Regions from separate parts of the Mus musculus genome. Here region 2 is linked to region 1. The links are chromatin loops, found by intact Hi-C in ENCODE. Cell type or tissue: left cerebral cortex. All regions are shown on one strand. Links, peaks and the distances in the headings refer to the core of each region. The heading gives the core; the rest is flanking DNA.

Region 1 (5,376 bases), core at 60-5,059:
TCCCCCTGCCCGCCCCCCCCTCCTCTTTCACTCACACACACACACACACACACACACACACACACACTGAATAAATGTACTTTCTCAGTCTTCCTCAAAGCCTAAGGTGGCCTACTTTTCCATTGATCACAGGTCTTCCCAGACTAATCAGATCCTTTCAGAACAATTGATGAATTCCTAATCAGATGATGCTTACTTTAAATGCTAAGAAAAAGAAAATTGTCTTGTATTATGACTATTGTTATGTAGATGGGTGGTTTGCAGTGCATGAAGGTCTGTGTGCATGCATGCCTGGTGCCCACAGAGGCCAGAAAAGGGTGCTGGGCCCCCTGGAACTGGAGTTACACTTGGGAATGCCATAATTGAACTCCCAACTATTTTTGTATGCTAAGTTGAAGGTTTTATTTATTTTATTTGTGCCTTTTTTTTTTTAATGGGTTCTTCATAGCTTATGTTGGCCTCAAATTTACAATCCATTTGAGGCTAGTCTTGAACTCCTGATCTTCTGCTGGGTTTATAGGCATGTATCATGTGTCACTATATCTGTATCATAAATCAAGTTTAAAACAACAACAATGAAAAGAACCCACTATATAGTCAAAAGGAAACAATCCCCCAAAGTAGTGTTTACTTAAAGAGATTCCCTTGACACTTCTGTAATGTGATCTATTTTAAGCCAGCACAGCATGTGGTCACAGGCAGGTGAATCAACACAAAGTCAGTTCTCTCTGGAAGGATACCACTCCTGGTGTGTTTCCTTGATATTTACTTGTTGGCTTGCCTTTATGCCCTTAATCCCTGCTGTACTGGCTAGTTTTGTGTCAACTTGACACAGGCTGGAGTTATCACAGAGAAAGGAGCTTCAGTTGGGGAAATGCCTCCCCGAGATCCAGCTGTAAGGCATTTTCTCAATTAGTGATCCAGGGGGGAGGTCCCCTTGTGGGTGGTGCCATCTCTGGGCCAGTAGTCTTGGTTCTATAAGAGAGCAAGCCAGGGGAAGCAAGCCAGTAAGGAACATCCCTCCATGGCCTCTGTATCAGCTCCTGCTTCCTGACTTGCTTGAGTTCCAGTCCTGACATCCTTTGGTGATAACAGCAGTGTGAAAATGTAAGCTGAATAAACCCTTTCCTCCCCAACTGCTTCTTGGTCATGATGTTTGTGCAGGAATAGAAACCCTGACTAAGACACCTGCTCTCATAAAAGCAAATTGAAACTAATGTTGCAGAGTTGGTAACAAATTGAACTCCCAAATATCCTAGTTCTGTGAATCCAGAGATCCAGAGGCAAGATATATAGCGTGTACGTGTGTGTGTGTGTGTGTGTGTGTGTGTGTGTGTGTGTGTGTGTGAGAGAGAGAGAGAGAGAGAGAGAGAGAGAGAGAAGGCAATAGGAGAAACACCTTGCAGAAGGCAGAGAGAGTATTGAAGTGAACGCCTGCAGTCTCATGAACTAAGGTGCCCAGGAACATCTAGATAGATCCTGCCCACCTAGAGGAGTGAGGCTGCATATCTTCTGCACCCTCTTGCCTCTTCCCCACCTACCTAATGCAAAATTCAGCATGTATTGACAGGTACCACAACCTTAGGACAGCAGCACATTGTAAAGTGTCCAGTAGCCACTAACAGTTTTCTCTGTGAGGAATACACAGAGCCAAAAGTGAATGGCAATCAGAGGGTGTCTCAGATCGTGGCATATGCCATTTTAGTGCAGGATGGCAGGACACAGTGGTAATGCTGCTTTGGATAGGATCTGGTTTCATACAACCAAGTTTACAGTTGACAGTTTCTAGGAAACATTTTTACCTTAAAACCTTGGTTTCTATATTCTTCAGAGCTTTTCAGTAGCAAGAAGATCCTGGAAGGACAAATGTATAGTTACTCTCAGATGCATAGATCAAATAAATTCAGAATACACAAACTATTATTATGAAGTTAATATGACAATTCTGGGCCAACAGCCAAACTGTGTGTCTTTCTTTAACTTTACATAGTGTATATTATGTCTTTTAAAAATGGCCTTCTATGTATTCTATTTCTGGTCAGTGAGAGAAGAGCTGTTGCTTAGCAACCAGTGGCTTCTGCTCAGCTGAAGTGTAAAATGGAAAACTGTGTAGATCAGAAGCAAATTATGTCAACTACCACAAGTTCCGAACCACGGCTTTTTTTTCTTCCCAAATTACTTAATTTAGAGTTTTTAGTATTCCTAAAATACAAAGCTGTACCGTGGTATCACTCATTATTTTCAGAGAACACAAACTAAACATATAAAACAAACTAGAACACACAAAGGAATACCTCAGAAACTAAAAAGCTACCAAGCTCGTTATTTGTGTTTGACTTGAAAGCAACATTCGTTTGTTCTTTTTAGTAATGGCATTACATAGTTTGAGTGCCTTGATTTTTTTTAAAGTAGGAAATCCACTTGTACTCTACAGTTAAGCCTGCGAAGCCAGGCAGCGTGGTGCACCCCTGTAATTCTAGTACCAGAGAGGGAGGAGGGTCAGGGGTTCAAGGCCAGCCAAGTCAGTCTGAAGCAAGCTCCGTGAGACTGTCTTAGAAACAAAACAGGAACAACCAAAAATGAACCTGCATTTAGCTATTGAATTTTTTCAAGCTCTGATTATAATTCTTTTACGTGGGAAGAAAAATAAATGTTTGTGATGGGAGAAAATGTAATGTTTAGTGTTTTAAAATCTCAATACAGAGTTTTAGCGTCTAGCAATGGAGACATTGATACATGTAGTTAAGTGTACACACAACTGCTTAGGTACCAGTTTTCTAAAAGTTCCTAAGTTTTGAAGGGTTATGTTTAAAAGTTTTGGATAGAAAAATTCACATGTTAAAGAAGAAAATTTATATACTAAGTTCTTGAGTGGTATAGAGTTATACAAATGTTTATGTCCTACAACAGCTCATTTATATAAGAATGACCTTAGATTTTTATTCTTGGTATGGGGGGGTCTCACTATGTTGCTGAGGCTGATCTCGAACTAGAGCTTATGTGAGCGTCCTGTCTTCACCTCTCAGGGAAACTACAGGTCTGTATCAACCATGCCTGGCTATACCTTGTTATACTTATTAAAATGATTTTTTTGTTTTGGTGTTTTATTCATTTAATTATGTTTTTCACAAAGATTACTTCCTAGAATAAAAGAGATTCTCCCCCCTGCCTCTCCCTCTCCCTCTCCCTCTCCCTCTCCCCCCACCCCCCTTAGTGGTGGGGACTGTGTGGTGGTTAGAATTTCCTAGCTGCTGCCAACAGAAAACATAACAGACCCACTGAACTCAAAGAGTATTGGGGTGAGATATTGATGCGACTGCTAATGTGCTCAGAATTGATGGCATATTGGGGGGCCAGGCGTGGGGATGTGCTGCAATCTTGGGACCTCTAGACTTTGTGGGTCTTTCCTTGTCTGCAGAAACTTCCCTTGATTCTTGTGATGGTCAAGGGGAGTGTGACATAGCCAGTGCCTTATACCAGTGGTGCTCATTGTACTTCATGACTGTAATTTTGCTACTGTTATGAACTGCAATGTAGATGTCTCATATGTAGGGTATCTGATATGTAACCCCTCAAAGGGGTCATAGCTCACAGGTGGAGAAGAACCTTGCAAGCCTTATAAGCTGACTCCATGGCTGTTGGGATGAGTTGAGAATTGGGGCAGGAATGAACTGGTCCTTTCAGTATCTATGGTGGGGCATGTCTGTATTTATAGGATTTTCTCTAAAGGTAAAGACTGGCTTCTCAGCCGGGTGTGGTGGCGCACGCCTCTAATTCCAGCATTTAGGAGGCAGAGGCAGGCGGATCTCTGAGTTCGAGGCCGGCCTGGTCTACAAAGTGAGTTTCAAGACAGCCAAGGCTACACAGAGAAACCCTGTCTCGATAAAACCAAAAAAAAAAAAAAAAAAAAAAAAGAGTGGCGTCTCTAGATACATATATGCAACTATAAGCGTGTGCTCTGCAGGTGTGCTTGGAATACCACATGTTCAAAAGTCTCCACTGACATGAGTTTCTGGTGTCTGCAGCCCATTCCCCCCGGACTTAGTCGTTTCTCTCATCTCAGGTTTCTCAGCTCTAAAATGAATAGAAAGCTCAACAACCCCACTAATGTATTAGTCGTGGTAAAAATTGTTCAGCTGCTGTCTCACTCTTTTTAGCCGAGTGAGTGTAGAAGCGCAGGTAGAATTTAAAAAACAGTGGGACATTCCACAAGTGTCCGTGGAACACCAGTGGCCCAGCTCCCTACATCTCTCTCTCTCGGGTACCAACTTTTGAAACAGAGGTCTCAAGAGGAATCTTAGGCAAAATGTAAGTTTCTTTTTCACACATCGTCAAGCAGAAGTAGAGTTTGGCTACTCTGGCCACTTACTGGTGCCAGAACAGGCTTGGGCCATCCTCGGTGTGGGGTTTCCACTTACGCTATAAACTCATGGTCTAGCCAAAGCTGTTCTTGAACTCCTGACTTTCCCTCCCTACCCCCGCGAACCCCGCCATCCCCCTTGGCATTGTAGCATGTACCTCCACACACACTACAAGTATTTAAATGGGAATAATCATAGGAAGTTATTGTGCTTTCGTCTATTGTTGTAGAGACACTTAAACAGTTTAGATCAATGGAAAAAGCACATTTGGAAGAGATTTATCAGTGGTGGTGCCCAAGGCCTGGGAAAGAGCGTGAGCAGGGACAGAGAGAGCAGTCTCACAGAAGGTAGGGATCTGAGGCCATCAAGAAGGCCTAGCCAGTAAAGATGCCTGCTGCTGCCAAGCTTAAAGATCTGAGTTTGATTCCTGGAACCCACAAGGTCGAGGGAGGGAATTGACTCTGACTTGTATATGACTGTGGCATGTGCATGGTCATGAGATCGCACACCACACACACACACACACACACACACACACACACACACACAATAAATGAATAAATGAATAAATAAATAAATAAGTGAAATGTAAAAAGGCATTTTTTTATTGTTGTTTTATTTTTTGAGACAGGGTTTCTCTGTATAGCCCTGGCTGTCCTGGAACTCACTTTGTAGACCAGGCTGGCCTCGAACTCAGAAATCCACCTGCCTCTGCCTCCCGAGTGCTGGGATTAAAGGCGTGCGCCACCACGCCAGGCTCTCTCTTTTTTTTCCCCCGTAAAAAGGCATTTAAATGGCATTTTTTTTTTTTTTAATTTCTTTCAGGCAATGACAAAGAAGAGAAAGGCGATGAAGAACCAAATGAACTTCAAGCAGAAGAAACTTACTGTCTGGCGGCAGAGTTACTTAACTTCCGGAGGGTGGGCTTGGAAGGCCAAGGATGTGGCTCCGCAGTGGACTGCTTGCTGCCCAGTGTGTGCCCGCGAACCACAGCGCACACAAGAGTGAAATCGGG
Region 2 (5,376 bases), core at 277-5,276, 220 kb after region 1:
TCAGAAAGCAGTTTTTATTTTGTTCAGAATTTAATACTGCTATCCAAAGCTGGTCCAGAAAAGTCACCTGGTTAAACTTAAAAATTTCAACTTTTATTCTCAGAAGTATACACATATCCAGCTCATTAATTTTCAAAACTAAATAACTTAAGTTGTTGTCTTAGTTACTTTTCTATTGCTGTGATTAGATGCTATGACCAAGGCATCTTACAGAAGGAAGGATTCATTTGGGGGCTTATGGTTCCAGAAGAATACAAGTCGGTGACCATCATGGCAGGGAAGCCAGGCAGCAGACAGCAGACAGGCAGTCAGGTAGACAGTCAGTCAGGCAGGTAGACAGGCAGTCAGGCAGGTAGATAGGCAGGCAGCAGTTAGCAGGCAGGCATGCAACAGGTAACAGGTAACAGGTAACAGGTAGCAGGTAGCAGGTAGCAGTTAGGCAGCAGGCAGCAGGCAGCAGGCAGCAGGCAGCAGGCAGCAGGCAGCAGGCAGCAGGCAGCAGGCAGCAGGCAGGCAGCAGGTAGCAGGCAGCAGGCAGCAGGCAGGCAGGCAGGCAGGCAGGCAGGCAGGCAGGCAGCAGGCAGGCAGGCAGCAGGCAGGCAGGCAGGCAGCAGGCAGCAGGCAGCAGGCAGCAGGCAGCAGGCAGGCAGGCAGCAGGCAGGCAGGCAGCAGGCAGCAGGCAGGCAGGCAGCAGGCAGGCAGGCAGCAGGCAGGCAGGCAGCAGGCAGCAGGCAGCAGGCAGGCAGGCAGGCAACAGGTAACAGGGAGCAGGTAGCAGACAGCCAGCAAGCTTGGGGCTGGAGCAACACGTGAGAATACACATCTCACTTCACAAACAGGAAGCAGAGAGAACTGATTGGAAATGTCATGTGGCTTCTGAAACCTCAAAGCCCACACACCCCCACACCCCCCACACCCCCACACCCTCACCCCCCCACCCCGTCCCACACTTCCTCTAGTAAGGTCACACCTCATAATCCTTCACAAATGCCACCACCAGCTGGGGACCAAGTGTTCAAATGCCCAAGGCTATAGGGAACATCTCTTTTATACCCCCCATGGCATGACTGTAGTATGGACAAGGACTGATACTTAGAGAAATTTAGTCACTTTCAGATCATATTGCTGGTGAATGCAGAGTCTTGAGAGAGAGACATCTTCAAACATTTCTTAAAGTGTGAGGTTAGTGATGGGAAGAAGGACCGGGACAGATCTAAAAACTAGGAAGTTTATGATTTGAATGTGCGGGGTCCTCACAGGCTCATGTATTGGAACACTTGGTCCCTAGCTGGTGTCGCTATTTGTGGAGACTCTGGAACTTTTGGGTAGAACCTTGCTGAGGGAAGTGGTGGGCTTTGAGGGTTTACAGTCTCATGGCAACCACTGTTGGTCCCTGTCCCCTGCTCCCACACTGGTCATACAGTGTAAATAGCCAGTCTTCCTGCCGCCATGCATTCCCCATAGTGATGGACTGTGACTCTTCACACTGTACCAAAACACTCCCTCCCTGAAATCTTTTCTTGTTATGTATTTTGTCACAAGAATGAGGGGGGAAACACCTACTGCAATTAGGAAATCAATATGTTCTTGAGAGGTGGAGAGATTGAATCTAAAAGAGTGGTGGAAAGAGTGTATGTGGGTATCCCACGGTGATCTAAGTGAGCGATGTAATAAAAACTGAAAAATTTAAAGGATTTTGTTATTGTTGAAAAGGGTGTGGGGTAGGAGTATTACAGACCTGTTAAGTTTGAGGTTCTACTACACATTTGAATAGAGTTGCCAAAATACAAAGCCTGGAACTTGGGAATGGGTGGGTTCACACTGGAAACACAGCCCTCACCATCATTAGCATATGGGTGTCCTTTAAAGCCATTGGGTTGCACAGAGATAACTAAGGCAGAAGTTCAGAGAGAGAGAACAGATGGTATTTTTTTTCCTGGACATTTAACTTTAAAAGTGGCAGAAGAGTTTGGCAAAAGAACCTAAGAAAGAGCAGCCAGTGATTCTGAAGGAAAAGCAGAAGGCGGAGTCATGAAAGCCAAGACAAGAGAACATGTTGAGGAGAAAGAGGTGGTTAGTGTGAAACTTCTCGGGGGGGCTTAGAAAGATGAGGACGGGATCTTTCTCAAGGGAGAATGAAAGTTGGAATCCAGACAGACGGGAGTACGTTGGGAAATCAGAGTTTCAGTGCAGAAGTAGAGGGAGCAGAGCCTGAATCTTTATTTAGTAAAGTTTGTTGTGAATTGAGAGTAGAAGAAATGAGGGAATTTTTAAAAATGTAAATAGGAATGATATGGTAGAGAGATGCTTATCAACCTTAATCATCAACCCAAAGCAGTCCCTTTGGCTTCCATGTGTGTGTAAGAACGAAATGGAATTTGCCCTCCTGCACCTGACTTATTTCATTAGTATAATGTCCTTCAGCTTAACCCTGTCTCTGATCACAGAGATGTAGGGAGTAGAAAGGTGGTCACTGGAACTTGGGAAGGGGTGGAAGCAGGGGAAGACAGAGGGAGGGTTGTTTGTGGTAGAAGGGTACAGGTGGATAGGACCAATGGCCTCTAATATTCAGCACCTCAGTAGGAGGAGGATGGCTGGTAATAACTGATTTCATATTACAGATAGCTAGTGCAGAAGGAATTTCAATATTCCTAACAGAAAGCAATGATAAATGTCTGAGAGCAGGGTCAATTACCCTGACCTGATCCCTACACACTATACACATCTATGCAGTGCCACACGGCAGCCCGTTAAGTATGCTCAATTACTGCGTGCCAACTGAGAATCAAAACATATTTGAAAATAGCTGATTTGGGTAATTTGTTGGATTGTTCTGAAATAGCAAATGATGTATTCAAAACTGCTCTTCAGAGAGCGAGCCGTGCTAAAACAGTTTTAGGAATAAGCCTTTTCTAAAGTGATGGTTCCGAGGAGTCACTGTATGTATCTCAGAGTCAGTTCCTGGCAGTCGTGGCCCACATTGCTTCCTTACATGAAGCTGGATGCTTAGTGAGTGCTTTTGCTAAGTGATTTCTTTCCTCTGGATCGTCAATGGATGGTTTCAGTCGGTCCTCTAGACTTCTCTTTCTTCAGTTTTGAAAATTGATGGCTAATGATGAAATGAATTGCTGTCAGAGTAGTTCAAACATGGTACTCAATGGAAACAAGTTGGTGTTGGGGACTGGAGAGCTGGATCAGCAGTTGTAAGGGCATACTGCTCTTACAGAGGACTTGAGTTCTGGTCACCCATCCCCCTTGGCTCACAACAGCCTTTATGTCCAGCTCTAGGAATCTGACACAATCTTCTAACCTCTGCACATATGCAGAACTTATCCTACGTGGTGTAGGATAATGATGGCTGATAACAATGAATTCTATGTTCAAACTAACTAGGACAGGGTACCTTTAAATTAAAAATAAAATAAATCTTTAAAAATGAAACGGCATATTAGGGCCATGGACACAGCCAATGGCAGACTTCATGTCTTACATGTGTAGGGTCCCAGGTTCAAGACCAGCATTGTTACAAGAAAGACCAAGGAAACAAGCAAATCTCAGCACAGACTATAGAATTTCACTTTTGCAAAAGCGATATACAGATACTCATAGACTTCATTCGACCATTTATGTTATACATTAGTAGACTGAAATTATTTTAAATAAAATAGCAAGGCTTGATAGGAAATAATAAAAAACAAAAAAACAGCCATGCCCAACCAGGTAAAAATATTTTCAATCCCAAAGAACAGCTCAGATCGTTTGCAGAGAGGATAGATATTCTCCAAGTGCCAGACTCGGCAGGAGAATTTGATTGATTTGCATCTTAGTTCAGACCTAAAAGGACCTTGTTGGTGCTGTTGTTTCTAATGCTCTGTTTCTAAGGCTCAGACTGCCTCCAGCTGTCTTCCTGTTCTTTTCTAAAAGTCCCTGGTTTTTTATGAGCCTGTCCTCCAGACTCTCCTTTTCCGCTTTGCTAACAATAACGGCTCAACTTCCGGACACATTTCCACCAGCGATTTCTTAGCCCCTGCTTCTGAATAGTTTTGCCAGTGAACCCGATTCTTTCCTTCTTCTGCTTCTGGTCTTCATCTACAGGGTCCAGAGTCTCAAGCTCTGTGTCAGCTTCAGGTTGCAGGTTCGCTGCCTGCCTTTGCAGGACAAATGCTCGTCTGGATTGACAACGTTGTCCCTGTTTGCCCACAGCGGCCACTGGCTGTGATGTGTCCTGGCACCCTCCTGCAGTGGCCTGCCACTTGGAACACTGGACCTTGGCATGCCTCTGTGCTCTGGCCCTTTTGGAGATTGTCCCTCAAGGGCTTCATAAGAAATTGGTAACTGTGTTTACTTGGTGGCTGGGAAGAAAGTCTTTAATATCTCAATTAAAAAAAAACTCATAATGTAAATATTTTTTGTTGTTGATGTTGTTTGCTTCCCCCACACACACCTTTTTTAAAATAACATGTGGAGAAAGGATCGTAGATCATTTATTTATTGTGTGTTTATAGTGTCTTAAACACCCCCACCCCCAGCCCTTTTTAGTGCCTTTAGGTCCTTTCTGAGTCTTAACTACCCAGCAGGTTTCTTATCGTCCTTGCCTTGGGGAGTTGTCCTTTTCTGTGCTCTGATAACACACAAGGTCTGCTGGAGTTCTCCGAATGCCGTCTGCTCTGCCTATCTAAGTTTTGTCTTTCCCATTAGACTGCCGGCTTTGTTCTTTTCCTCTTTGTGCAAAGTGGAGCCGCGCAGTCCTAAGGCCCAGAATCTTGGCTCCAGGGTTGCTCAGCTCTTTCCAGTCACTTGCCACCATGGTCGGTACCTTAGGTGCCACCCAATTTACGTTCCGGAACAGTGAAGCCGTCCATTATTTATTTAAACCCTATTTTTAGAAGAGCTGCAAGGTGCTATGAAAACGTTGGGTCTCACCCTGAAAGTTTGGGCAAAGTTCCTCCTAAGAAGCAATAAGTGAGTTTAGATTTGAAAAAGGAGTAGGCCTGAACCAGTTGCCTCTGGAGGAGAGCTCCAGGCAAGAGGAACATGTGGGTGGACTCCGAGCTGGCAAGAAGCACGGGGGTATAGTACCAGGACTATATTGGAAAGATGAAGTAAATGCAGCTGGAACACAGCTCTGGTGAGCACAGAGCTCCGAAGAGCCAGGCTTCCGTGGGCCATTCTCCTGTTGCCTTGAGCCTGTATCCCATGCACACTAGTCATTTAGAGGATATGTTTTAGGCACCAAAATAAGGTCGTTTTGGGGTCAGTGATGAATCACAAAGATCCACCCCGGAAAGAAGAAGCTGCCTTAAGACATTTATTTATTTATTTGACTGCGAGGATTTAGGAGCTGCTAGGTGAGTCCCCGGAGAGATGGAAAGCGGA

What was found. Peaks named below come from ENCODE experiments on the same cell type or tissue, not always from the same donor. Only the 100,000 strongest peaks of a DNase experiment are listed, where the experiment ranks them.
Region 2: it touches region 1 in a loop (5-fold over the local background); 1 of 42 quality-filtered maps calls a loop at or near these places.

Annotation. Positions count from the first base shown.
Region 1 is chr1:151,298,773-151,304,148 of GRCm38, reverse strand. It overlaps the pseudogene Gm10138. Among named protein-coding and RNA genes, the nearest start is that of Ivns1abp, 43 kb to the left of the region's middle. In left cerebral cortex, for the core only: no CTCF peak of the experiment used is centred there; a DNase peak (open chromatin) is centred at 2,040; H3K27ac peaks cover 865 bases.
Region 2 is chr1:151,079,472-151,084,847 of GRCm38, reverse strand. The region is part of intron 1 of Gm36139 (a long non-coding RNA gene); the gene reads left to right. Gm36077 (a long non-coding RNA gene) reads left to right here and starts at 928. Exons shown (of 2, transcript XR_387461.2): 1 at 928-2,073; 2 at 4,096-4,403. In left cerebral cortex, for the core only: no CTCF peak of the experiment used is centred there; DNase peaks (open chromatin) are centred at 2,893, 3,990, 4,167, 5,060 and 1 more place.